Regions from separate parts of the Homo sapiens genome. Here region 1 is linked to region 2. A link is a contact called in ENCODE Hi-C or POLR2A ChIA-PET data. All regions are on one chromosome and are shown on one strand. The core of a region is the stretch at or near the end of the contact, and the rest is flanking DNA. Distances in the headings are between cores, read along the strand shown. Region 1 overlaps RUNX1 (RUNX family transcription factor 1). Region 2 has its middle 91 kb from the start of RUNX1.

Evidence for each region. A loop is a pair of places that touch in the nucleus more often than their neighbours do. ChIA-PET counts read pairs that join two places held with the same protein, here RNA polymerase II (POLR2A). Pooled maps may share reads with other maps.
Region 1: a map of PC-9 shows a loop between it and region 2 (2.9-fold over the local background). The contact joins two enhancer-like sites. A Hi-C loop is called at or near these places in 1 of 168 maps with a recorded cell type or tissue (PC-9) and 5 of 50 pooled maps. POLR2A ChIA-PET finds 5 or more read pairs at or near these places in 5 of 52 experiments (activated CD4-positive, alpha-beta T cell, activated T-cell and activated naive CD4-positive, alpha-beta T cell).

The regions. Positions count from the first base shown.
Region 1 is chr21:34,965,518-34,972,532 of GRCh38, reverse strand. All of the region lies in intron 2 of RUNX1 (RUNX family transcription factor 1), which reads left to right. Among named protein-coding and RNA genes, the nearest start is that of RUNX1-IT1, 70 kb to the left of the region's middle. Within about 2 kb of position 4,917, at least 5 of the 41 ENCODE cell types and tissues checked have a DNase peak (open chromatin) inside an H3K27ac peak, as active enhancers do; they include PC-9, where a contact is called at or near this core.
Region 2 is chr21:35,136,926-35,143,520 of GRCh38, reverse strand. No RefSeq gene overlaps it. Among named protein-coding and RNA genes, the nearest start is that of RUNX1, 91 kb to the right of the region's middle. Within about 2 kb of position 4,725, at least 5 of the 41 ENCODE cell types and tissues checked have a DNase peak (open chromatin) inside an H3K27ac peak, as active enhancers do; they include PC-9, where a contact is called at or near this core.

The DNA.
Region 1 (7,015 bases), core at 3,668-6,167, 170 kb after region 2:
ACAAAGCAAAAATTGCATTTATCCATACTTTTTAGGAACAGGAGTTTGCTTTTGGTTATTTTCATTTGTTTGCTGTATAGGGCAATGTATATTGTACATTTCTTTGAGTAGATAATGAGCAAGTGGACACATGAGGCCAGAGATATAAATAATTTTTACTTCCAGAGGTTATTTGTCATGGAACCTAGTAAAACTTCTATTTATTTAATTACCATAGAATTGGAAAATGTTTTGCCATAGAATATTGATATGAAGGCAGAAACCAAATGGACATTTCCCTAGATGAAAAGTATGAATTCAAGGCCCCCAGTGGTCAATGTTGGGCTCCTTAGTTCAATATTTTAGGAGTCATCTGAAAGTCAGAGCAGGACAGGCAGTGAAATTTCCAGTTTTTCTGGTAAAAATGAGCTTATCCAGGTGCCATATAAATGGAATGAACTACAGAAAGATTTGGGTAGTGGATATAAAAATGCCATGTAAACTTGAAAGTTGGCCTGTTAATGTGTTCAGGAGAAAGTGTTCTAAACTATATTTTTAAAATTATGGTCTCTAAGAGATCAGTTATAACCCTGCAAAGGGTCATTAAAATCATGCCTGAGATCATTCCTCAGTGAAGACATCAGTGCAATCCACTGCTTCATCAGGGTAGGCCACAGAAATCCTTTATTAGGCACTGGTGAACCACACAACATGTTGTTATGCTTGTTCTGTAAAATATGTGGTGCTTGAGGTTTGATTGTTGCAATTCATGGGCTCCAAAGAAGCCTTTCTGTCCCCTCTGAGCTGCCGGAGTTTACCTCCCTATCTCTTGCCCTCACATGGGAACCTGTGCCCTACCTTCTGGTGTAGTTAGGCCTGTATTCCCTCCTTCACTTCAGTGAAGGCTAGATATGCACCTTTCCTTCTTTGACAAAGACTTTGTTCATAGTATGTACGCCATACATAATAAATGATGGAAGGGTGGGTGGATAAGATAGATGGTGGTTGGATGGATGGATGGATGGATGGATGGATGGATGGATGGATGGCTGATAAAAATTTTAAATGTATCTGGAAGGTGATAAAAATGATCCAGATAGTAAAGTACCTTCTTAAGATAAAGCAAAAGAATTATCATTCTTTAGAGTGATTATAAGGAAGAATTAATATTAACAAAATTCTCAATGTTTGGCCTTTCCCAGGATTCTCCTTATCAATCTATTATTTAGAAATCAATTAAGGGAAGTTAAGAAATTTTAAGTTACATGCTATATCTTTTAAGATCAGAGTCTTCATTGGCAGCTACTGTGTGTCCTCATAAAATCTTCTTTGATAAAAAAGAACTGATCTAACACTGTATTTCTTCATAGCTCTAGGAGCCTAATACTAATAAGTCAATTCAAACTGTAGATAAGCACAGCATAGTATACATAATCCCAGGCATTTTGGACACATTCTTCGACCTCCCTGAGCCTCAGTTTCCTCATGGACACAGCTGAAATAAATGTATAATACCTACATAAACTATATACCAACATAACCTTATAAGTTTATGAGGATCAAATGGGCGATAGATATAAAACCCTTAGTTTACAAACAGCTAGTAAGTAGTTGAGCCATTACTGCAATCCAAACTTATCTAGCTCTGGAGACCTTTTTTTTTCTTTTAATTTTGAAATAATTTGAACGTACAGGAAAGTTGCGAGAGTAATACAAAGAATGGCTGTATACTCTTCACCCAGATTGACCAACTGTTAACCTCTTGCTACATAAGGCCATGGTTTTCATCAGTGTGCAGTGGGTCCATCATAGTCCATACAAGAACACAACCATGGTGCCTGCCTCACAAGGTTAGTGTGGGGATTAAATGAGTTTGCAGATGTAAAGAATAATATGCACACATTAAGAGTGCACCAAAGTGGAACACGACCTCTGACCAACGTAGGAGCCCAGTGAGGTAAAATGTAAAGGGTGAAGGGAAGTGGAGGGCTGAAAAAACACTGAAGGATTTTTCTGAAGGCTGAAGGTGACTTTTGAGGGCAAAGGCCAATCTTAAAACCCCAGCCATCCAGGATCAGAATAAAACAGCAGTGCCCCTGTTCTTCTGCCACATCTGTCTTCTCCCAGGAAAAGGGCTGAATTTGAACAATCTGCAAAGCATATGAACTGATTTAATTTGGAAAAGTAAGTGCTGCTATTGCCAACCTGATTTCGCCACCCTTAATGGTGTTGGAGTCATCTGTGGTGCTTCCAAAACTAACTGCTGTGATGAGTAGAATATCTCTCCACCACGTCTCCTGACATACCCCCAGCCTTGAAGTGAAAGGTTCCTTTTCCTGATGTTGCCATGATTCTGGGAAGTGAAAAGAGACCTTTCTAAAGCATCTATTTCATTTAGCTGCACAAAGTCTTATCTGAAGGCATGAAAAAGTGTTAAATACCGTAGCCCACATAAATTATCTCAATGCATAACAAGTGTGTTCATAAAGTAATTATCTCTGGAGGCAAGCCATAGCTTGGAGAAGGAAGACATGAACGTCTGCCATCCAGCCCTTCACATCTATGGAGGCTGCACATGGTCACTGCAAGAAATGTCAAAATCCCCAGAACAGATATGATCCATACCTTGTAAAATGTTCTGTATCCCACATAAAACAATCCTCAAGATGATCAATTTTGCAAAGTAAGCGTGACACCAGTCTTTTGTCTTTCTTTCAGTTCTCATTCCACTTTTGACTTATTTGTGGAAAGTTATAATTAGATTCTGCCTGGCCTTTGTTTTTTTTTTGCTTTAACTGATAAAGCGCTGTAAATCCTGGACATCACCCACGAGTGCAGTCATTTATGAATTTTGCTGTTTTTTTTTTATGCATTGCACCATATGCAGACCCAGCTAAGAGGCATGGGTCCGTGTTCCTGGCATGCAGGAGAGTCACTGAGAGATATCATATGGTCTCCTGGCAGAAGTACAAAGTGCCTCTCGCTGTTTGATCTACTGTCTTAAACTTAAATGCAAAATCTGATAATTGGGTCAGGCAGAAGAAACTGAGCAATAAAGTTCTTTTCATTTCCTTTTGCTATTTCTCCACGTTTCATCTTTTCTTCCTTTCTTGTCCTCTCTTTCTCCCATCCCCATTTTCTGTGTTTTTTTTTTCTCTGTTGGCCCCTGCAGGAGACAGCCTGCCCTGTGAGTAGAATGGATTAGAAGAGATGGGTTTGTGGCTAGACAACCTGTCAGAGGGTCCCCAGTCACCTCCACCTGCTCCCTGCTCTATGCGCATTTTTGCTCCATTAGCAACCACACTGGGTAACCATCTTCAGCTTGCAAACACCAAAGTCGTGGCAGGTTTACATGTTGAGAAATATTACTGCCTTTTCAGACAGGGTTGTGTTTGATGTAAAAGGAATTCATCGTAGTCGCCCCGGTTTGGGCCATTAAGCAGACAGAGGCCTGTACTTCAAAGGGCGCAAGAGATAAATGAAAACTGAACTTCCTCTTCACACTGAAGGAGACCTGTAATAGGAAAAGCCTGACTTATACCTTTCTGCTCAACAGTTTCTAAATGGGGAGGCAGAACTCTTCCTTCTTGATTTCATCACTCCAAGAACTATTGCAGAATTGCCGGCGGGGTTACTGAATTGTTTTAGCTACATGTAGAACCACGTAGGTCTCCTAAAATACATGAATTTGGCACTCGCTGCAGAGTTCAGAAAAGTTCAGAAATGACAACACTTTCTGTTAGCATCATTCTTTCAAATCACAAAGGGCAGTTACCCTCAGGTGAATCATAGAAGTTTTCCACAGATCAGACCACCTGCTCACAGTAGTAGATGCTGCATGGATACCCTCAAGCAGAGTTGGAATGTTCCAGAAACTCCTGGGGTTTGGGGAGGGGGTGCCTGGCAGCCAGGCACACTGGTTGTCCTCATCTACACCCCGTACTGATATTAGTATAGACAATCAGCTGGACTCAGGATAAAGAACATTCTAGAGGGTCTTAGTCTTGAATAAGAAGGCAACAGGGAGGCCACTGAGGAGCGGTAAGGTAGGAAAGGTGTTTGCCTCATGAGGATGTGGAGGATAAGTTTTCCCAATGGTAGCAAAGCCACCCTCTTCCGTGCTGGCTGCCCCACCTGTGGCTCCCCAGGCCACCGCTTTCGGAGGGTCTTGTCCCACATTTGGACTCTTCAGAGGCCACGCCAAAGGACCCTTTCTACCAGGACCTCCATTTCTGAAGCTTCCTAGCATCCTCTCTGATGATCCCATACTGCCTTGCAGCTCTAAGAGACTCTGCGAAGAGACACATTGCTTTGGAGGAATCAGCCCCAGGCCAAAGCAACAAGCAACACCAGAGTCCTGCGGAGAGCTGAGAAGCAACTCGCCCACTCAGACATAGACACACAGATGGACAAACTGGGATGCAGTCCTGGATCTAAACAACTCTGCAACCTGCCTCCTGGGGACATTCACGCCCTTGCCACAGTTGCAGGAAGCTGGATCGGGCGTTTGGGGCTGGTGAGGGAAATACAGCAGCCTGGAAATGTCAATCAGTGTTTTTCTCAGACTTTAAGGCACTGGGAAGTGGGGCCAGGGAGGCGTCCACTGTTTCTCTAGTTGCCTCAGCCACAGCACCTACATTAAGGAGGCTGCAAAACTGGTTTCAATCTGACGTGGAAAAGATGTCTTTCAGCAATTGGTGATTATATGAATTGCCACTCCCTTCGATGGAAGCTGCCTTGGAAATAAAGGCAGTTGCCCTAGTGAGTTCAGTGTGGTTTTGTCAGTCTTCTAGCTGCAGTCTTTCACTCAAACATTTGAGACCCTGCTAGGGAGAGCTCAGAGGATCCCAGTGTTGGGATTAATGAGTCACCCTCACTGTCACAATCACCTCAGGCCTCGTCATTTTATGTAATGTGACTCTGTGTCACTTCTCACCACTATGGGGCTGGAGAATCCTTTTCTCTTTAAAACACTACATTAGACCTTTTCAACTTAACACCAGACTCTTAGACACCCTGTGCATGCCTGCAAAAGGGCTGATTTGAGACAACACTGAGATCCTGTGTTCAGGGCTGGATGGCGAAGTTCAGCCTCCCCCGTGACACTGACGTGGCACAGTTGAGTCTCGGTGGCCTGGTGAGGGGTCCATCCATGATTCCATCAGTCCAGACGAAAGCTCAATGGGAAAACGCTATTCTTCTTTTTTTTTTTTTTTTTTTTTTTTTTTTTTTTTGAGACCGAGTCTCACACTGTCGCCTGGGCTGGAGTGCAATGATGCGATTTTGGCTCACTGCAACCTCCACCTCCCAGTTTCAAGCGATTCTCCTCCCTCAGCCTCCCAAGTAGCTGTGATTACAGGCGCCTGCCACCATGCCTGGCTAATTTTTTGTATTTTTAGTAGAGATAGGGTTTCACTATGTTGGCCAGGCTGGTCTCGATCTCCTGACTTCATGATCCACTCGCCTTGGCCGCCGCGCCCGGCCTGGGAAAATACTATTCTTAAAAACACGTTTGTGAATGTGTTTTCATTACATCCCTAAGATTTTTTTCCACTTACTGAAGAAATTGGATAATTGCATGAATAACCTTTTTATTTTTTAAATATGCCCTTACTCTTAGGACCCCTGCGCTCTCCTTCCTTCACCTCATCTGGCACATTTTCATGAAGAGAACGATTTACAGCCACTGCAGTTCTCTCGTTTGTAGCCTCCATCACCATAAAAAGTGAAAATCGAAAACTCTTGGGTGGAAATTAATGTAGATACAACATTACTACAATTCTTTTATGGCGTATATAACCATAATAGCATTTTCAGTGGGAAAAGCAAAAATAAATAGAAGGGCAAATGATGTTAATTTCCATTTGCAGCAAACGCATAATCAGATCAATTATCTGATCCTTGGGGAAAAAGTAAGTTGTCATTGATTGGTGGGGTGAAGCCTTCTCTGAATGTCCATGACAGAGTGAGATACTTATGGTGTTGTACATTGAAAGCAGTCAATGAGGGGGTGTGGGTTGGGGGCTACCTCACGCCTTCCTCTGGACAGCAGGGCAGTAAACCAAAGCATCTTCTTCTCCCTTCATTGGCCATGTGGCTTTAGGCAAGTGGCTTAACCATTTGGAGCTTGATTTCCACATCTGCTAACTGGGGATAATAAAAGTATCCACCTCATAGCATTGTAAGGTTAAATAAATTGATCCATAGAATGCACTTAAAGTGGCGTGAGGCACTTAGTAAACCCTTGAAAAATGTTTGCTTATCATTTATTATTATTTTAATTATTATTCATGATGCAAGGTAAAGAACAACGTTTGGACTTAGATAATGAAAATCCAAATTTAAGCTCCACTACTTTCTTGCCTTGTGATCTTGGGCAAATTAACCACTCTCAGCCTCAGTTTTCTGATCTGTAAAACAGGGCTCTATCTAATGTATAGAAGTGTGCAGATGAAGTGGGGTAAGAAATGCAAGAGCACTATGTAACTGAATGTGAGACCTCACCAATGTGCCTTTCTCCTGGGGACATCAGAGACCCACAGGAGGGGACTGCTCCATCGAGACCGCCCTGGGATGTGGCTGGCACATAGCCATCCCTGTCCTGGCATGCAGCAGTGAGGATGCTTACTTTCCCAAACTGTTAACCACAGGCCACACAGGTGTCACCAGGTGTGACCCTTAGCAATGTCCTCCTCAGCTTCTCTTTGCAGCTCTGGGGCCAGGTCAGAGAATGGCAAGGCACAAGGAGGTAGATACTTGATTCGGAAATGCCCTAGATTTCAGAGCATCCAGCTTCACAGGACTCCCCTGCCTGGGTGTGTGTGTGTGTGCTCTGTGTCACAGATTTTCATCTCGAGAGTCCCATAACTGGTGAGTATGACCACCAGGAATTCTAGGGAGGAAATGGGGCTCCACAGAAAGTAAACAAGGACATGCAGTTCTTTATACAAATATCCTGCATGAACACTCCAAACATCCTTTTTATTTTTTTGCCATGAATGGGAAAAGCTTTTTTTCTCTTTTTTTCTTTTTCGTG
Region 2 (6,595 bases), core at 3,476-5,975:
CTTTCAATAATTCATAATTTGATGAATGAGTATCAATGTGTCACTAATATTTTAATTTACATTTCTTTAATTATTAAGAATAATAATTAAAGAAGAATAAAAAACTAATTTTATGTTTTCATTGGCCCTTTAAAATTTTTTGTGTGTCTATTTTCTATTCATTAGTTTTGATCAGTCTTGTATTGAATTAGTCATCTTCTTATTGGTTTCTAAAGGTTCTCATATAACCCTTTATAATTTATGTTGCAAGTATTTTTCCAAGTTTATGTTTCTTTCAACTACCTTTGTGCTATCGGTAGTGGTGATGGGGGCCACACAGAAAATTTTGATTTCTAAATGCTTCATTTAATTCCCAATTTAAATTTTTTTAATATTTTTTTTTTACCCAATATAATTTAAATTTTTTCTGCATATTAAAAAGAAAACTCTTACACTCAGGCATTATGGGAGTCCACATAATGTAGTGGACAGAGTGGGAGGTAGAGTCAGAAGGGGGGCATCCAGCTCTGCCTTGCCCCCCAAGTCAGCAGTGGCTCTGCCCATGGTTTCTCATGGGTGAGATTAGCTTCATCAAGCCCATTCATTTCATCAGCATCACAAGAGAGCTTGATCTAGGTCTGTGGTTTTCAGCCTTGGCTGCCCTTAGAATCCCCAGGACGATTTTAAAATCTCCAGATACCCAGGACATACCTGCGACCATCTAAATCAAAATATCCAAAGTGGGATCCTGGCATCTCCATTTTTCAAAGCTCCCTGGTGATTCCAGTGTGCAGCCCAGCTTGAGACCACTGATTTGGACTATGTGCTTTCCAGACTTGATGATTTCATTAATTGTTCCTCAGGCCTCTGGCCTATAAATTTGGATAGACAGACTGGGTTGGGTTCCAAGAACCTGTGTCATGAGCAAGCATTCAACAATTCTGGTATTTAGGCATTTTAAGCCACACGGAGCCATCCAAGGGTCCTTCCAACTCCAGGAGTCAGTTATTGTCTCCATCTTTCTGGATGGCCTTCTTGCAGAAATGTTATTCTGAAGCTGAAGTCATGAGTGAAGACTTGAATTATGTCCCAGGAATTAGCACTGTGACACTTACCCATTTTCCCTGACACCATCACAGATCCTTCAAACTGTATGAGACATTGGGAATCATCTATTCCAAATTCCTAATAAGAACCCAGAGGGACACACCCAAAGTCACACAGTTATTGAATGGCAAAGCCAGACCTAGGATCCAGGCACCTCAGCCCCTGATCCAACACTACTCTCCTAGCCCCTGTTACCTCCTCATGCCTCAGTCTTTGCATCTGTGAAGTGGGGGCAAGAGTCTCTTCTTACCTTCCTTTGAGGAGTCTTCTGAAAATGGATGAGGCAATGTCTGCAGGGCTTATGAGCAACTCAGATGAAAGGCACCATAATAAGTACAAAGTACTTATTTTTCACATCATACTTTAAAGCTCTGTAAATGTTGAAAGGATCTTTTTATATAAACAAGCAGAAACAACAGTAAAAAAAAAATAAGTAGCCCCTTTATCTCACTTTTTATATCCCCAGACTCCCTTTCCCCATTAATTTTGGTTGGCGTTGCATGAACAGCATGTTCGCCTGGTTGGGAACAGGAGGAATCGGGGCTCGTGTGGATGACAAAGCACAGTTCTACCTCACCTCCTCCTGCATTACTTTCCCATACCACTCTGTACTTTGCCTTCATAACACTAATTTCAGCTTGTGCTAAAATCCTTATCTTCACAAGCATTTGCTTAATGCCCATCTACCCTGCTAGACCATAAGCAGCATGAGGCCAGGCACAATACATTTCATGTCCCCAGATCCTAAGACAGTATATTCCCCAGGGATTTTTTAATAAATGAAGGCATGACTCTGTGAATTATTGGGGCCAGTCAAAGTCCAAGGCTCATCCCTGAGTGAGGCCATCAGGGATGAGCCTCCTGTGGCCAGGAGCGGTGGCTGACGCCTGTAATCCCAGCACTTTGGGAGGCCGAGGCTGGCAGATCACTTGAGGTCAGGAGTTCAAGACCAGCCTGGCCAACATGGTGAAACCCCGTCTCTACTAAAAATACAAAAATTAGATGGGTGTGGCAGCAGGCACCTGTAATCCTAGCTACTCAGAAGGCTGAGGCAGGAGAATTGCTGGAACCCAGGAGGCGGAGGTTGCGGTGAGCCAAGATCGCGCCAGTGCACTCCAGCCTGGGCAACAGAGTGAGATTCCGTCAAAAAAAAAAAAAAAAATTGGTGTGTGTGATGCTGGCTTTGACTTCAGTCACTGGGGTGTATGGGAGGTAGGTATGGGACTGGAGCAGTCAGCATTTTAGTTGACTTGACTAAATTATAAGTGTAGATAAGACAGTTCCCTTTGCAGCTGAGAGCCCGTTATGGGATAGTATGCATTACCTCATTCATTATGGCCAAAACTCTGAGAAGCAGGTGTGCTTGGCCCCATTTTGCATAATCCCAGCCTCAGCGAGGTTGAGTAACTAGTACAAGATCACACAGCTAAGGTTTTAACCAGGTGGTTATGTTTCTTTCTGTAACGTCACACAATCTTCCTGTAATATGAACTTGGGTCTATTTCCCTATACCGTTCTCCTTGATCATAAATAAGTCGGCTGCATGAAAGACAAAATGGTCCAGTGTTTGCAGAAGGATACGGTCAAAATACTTAACAGCTCACATGCCACAGCCTCAGCAGTAGGGACAAATGCTGATTATAAAACCCCTAGTTCATTCCACTGAGATTCCAGATAACATACAGGACCTCCATGCACTTTGAATTTCAGATGAACAACAAATAATTATTTTAGTATAAGCAATACAAAGAACATACTTATACCAAAAGAAAGTTTATGCGTTGGGTTGGAAGGCCTGAGCTTCTGATCTGACATCAGACACGTCAGAACAGCACCACTGGGAACAGGTCACTCAAACTTGCTAAGTCTCGGGGGTTGATTTCTGGTGAAAATGTAAGAGCTTAACCGGGCAATGCTGACTTAGAATCAGTGCTTAAAAATGATTTGTTTTCTGCCTGGCGCGGTGGCTCACGCCTGGAATCCCAGCACTTTGGGAGGCCAAGGCAGGCAGATCATGAGGTCAGGAGATCAAAACCATCCTGGCTAATATGGTGAAACCCCATCTCTACTAAAAAATACAAAAAAATTAGTTGGGTGTGGTGGTGGGCGCTGTAGTCCCAGCTACTTGGGAGGCTGAGGCAGGAGAATGGCGTGAACCTGGTAGGCGGAGTTTGCAGTGAGCCGAGATCGCACCACTGCACTCCAGCCTGGGTGACAGAGTGAGACTCCATTTCAAAAAAAAAAAAAAAAAAAAAGATTTGTTTTCTTTTCAAAGCCTGAACAGTTGTGGTTGGGGCAAGAATCTCAACTCTAGTCTAATCTATGTCCTGCATCCTATTGTGATTTCTGTGCAGGCTGTTATGACATAATTTTTATGATTAATGAATTTATATCCCTAGCAAATTCCCTACCCTTTTAGCTGAAGGGCAAAACAATGCAAGTTTGAAAAACTGTTAAGATAAAACAGCAGCATTACTAACATATACATTTATGTTAAAACACATCAGCACTGATCCATCATCATAATATATTAGTATACTATGTATAATATCATATTCATCATTTAATAGTGAATGCATATTAAAGCCATCCAAATGCCCAAAATGAGTTTTCCCTAGATTGTGGGCCTAATGGCTAATTTTTCTTTTCTTCACACATATCTACATTCTAACTTTTCTGTAGTGAGCATGTGTGGCTTTAATAATTTTAAAAAAGAGAGAAAGAAATTACTTTTATACTTTAGTCACCAACTAAGAACTTGACAGTCTATGAGGTCAGAAAGGCAGACGTGAAGGGCAATAAGGCTAAGCAACAAAGCTTCTTCCAGAGGAGCAGATATATTTATGGAAAAATGCAGCAATTCAACTCAGAGTGAAAATGCAACGACCATCACTAGAGAGTGGAAATAATCAGTCAACGAACCCAGGTTTTGTCTACATGACATAAATAACTCTTGGGGGTGGGTTGCTTTTTTTTTTTTTTTCCGTTCCATTGGCCAATTTAGGCATACTGTGAACAGAGAATTTGATTAAGCTCCAATGTAGTGTAAGGTATGGCTTAAAATTTGTTGTTAATATCCTTGAACCCTCACCTGTCCATAGCACCCACAGGAGCAAAAAGCACCACCTTCATTACTGCCCACATCCTTCCCAACTGCACTCTGTGTTCGTGGATCTGACCTAATGGGTGAAACACTGGGGTGTTTTCTCTATTAGAGCAATGTCATGAGGCAAGGGTGTGCTGTCTGCCCCTTGAGAACATTTGTTTGTAAAGGGGTTAGAGTTTTTAATATATATGCAAAGAATGATAATGAAATGTGTCTGGCCTGAACATAATCAAGCAAGATTCCATCGAGTTTCAACAATCCAGCGCGCCAGGGTTGAAGACATTTTTACCGTAACTCGTATTTTCAGCCCTGTGAAGTTGCCGCCCACACAGGAAATGACTTGGAACAGGTGGTCCTCAGAGCTTGCTGGTCTTGTCTGGCTCCGTGGGTAATGCTTGTGGGCTCCTGAGTCACTGAATAATTATGAGCCTGAACAAAAGGCTCTCAGATAAGCCCTCAGTCAAGACACAGGGAAAGGCAAGGTGCAGAAGATGACTGTCTGAGCGTGCTAACTGTTCAGAGCGAGTTGATGAATGAGGCTCTGGAGGAAACAATGCCTCCTTGGTTTTGCTCTTCTTGGCTCCCCTGGCACCTGGTGGCAGAAGGACGAGAAAGCACAGGTGAGGGGAGTGTCGTTGCACACCTTGGCTTTTAATGAACTTAAATGCATTAGAAAACACCCTACTTAGAAACAGTCCTCCCAGAGACAATGAGCTCTTATTTCTGCACTGTGTGCCCAGTGCTGTGCATGTAGAGGCTGTATCTCTTCTCATCCTTTCCCAGGATGGGAAGTGGTGATATAATCTTTCCCATTTCACAGAGGAAGGAACTGAGGCGCAGGAGCTCACATACTTAGCTTTATCTTTCATGAGGGGAAATGGATGGGGTTATGGGCTCAATTATGTCCTCCTATACACACACACACACACACACACACACACACACATCTGTGTATGTGTATAGAAGTCCTAACCCCCAGTTTCATGGAAAGTATCCTTATTTGGAAATAGGGCCATTGCAGGTGTAATGAGTTAAGATGAAGTCACATTGGAGTAAGGTGGGTCTCTAATCCAATGTGATAGTTGTCCTTATTTAAAAAAACAAAATGCCTTGTGCAGACAGGGAGAGGGCCATGTGCAGACAGAGAATTCGAATAATACATCTACAAGTCAAGGAGTGCCCAGTACTGCTACTGGCAACCACCAGAAGCTATGAGAGAGATGAGGAAGAAGCCTCTTTTACAGTTTTCAGAGGGAGCATGGCCCTCCGACACCTTGATTTCTGACTTCTAGCCTCCAGAACTGTGAGACAATAAATTTCTGTTATTTTAAGTCACCCAATTTGTGGTACTTTGTTATGGCAGCTCCAGAAAACTAATAGAGATGAGAACTCACATGTATTGGGGGCCTGGTATGTCAATGTTAATAGAACCTAAAATAAATAAATAAATAAATAAATAAATAAACAAACAAACTTCATCAGCTACAAGTAAGAAGGAATTACTAACGTGAGTATGTGATTCAAATGAAAATAATGTGAGTGGATAATGTATGGCCGAGAGGGTATAAGAGTTAGTGGTTCTGTTAAAAAGCACAGAAATGAGAAAGAAAGGGGTCCGTGTGCAAATTCTAGAATACACCTCTTGATGGGGGTGAATTAGACCCTACTTTAGGGGAAAAAAAAATACAGGTGAACTCCTGCCACCTCTATCCAACTGCAAAGTTAGAGCCACAGTGTCTACAAAACCACCTTCACTTCTGACATCAATTTCAAGTTCAGGGGGCTCTCAAAAACACACTCAGTGTCAATAAGTCACTAGAAGGAGCACAGGACTCACTAAAGCTATTCACTGGTGATTGCAGTTTATTACCGGGAAGAATGCAGCTAACATCAGCTAAGGAAAGAAGCACATAGAGCGGAACCCAGAGAGTACCAAAGGCAGGGCTTCCATCGTCCTCTCCCTGTGAATAACAACAGCATCACTTTTCCAGCATGCTGTGCAACAACACACCACGCAGGGAAACCCACCCGAGCCTTTGCATCCAGGGGCTCCGCTGGGGTCTTATCACCACCTAGGCATGGCTGGCTGCCCAGGTAACTGGGCTCAGTTCCCAGCCCCTCAGACCAAGCTGAGACCACATGACCTAAAGCCCCCATCTTCACTAAGGCTTGTTGATGTGACCCAAGGCCCCACCCAAAATCACCTTGTCACTATCTGGCTGGTCCAAGGCCTGCAGGCAAACAAAGCCACTCCTATCAGACATGACATTCCAAAGGCACAGATCACTTCCCAGAAGCTGAGAGCAAAAGGCCAGGCCTTTCTCTGAGCATATTTAGATTCTTTACTTCACCTTAGGTTACATACAGTCCTCTGTTTTTCCATCTGACCCAACCCTGATAAAC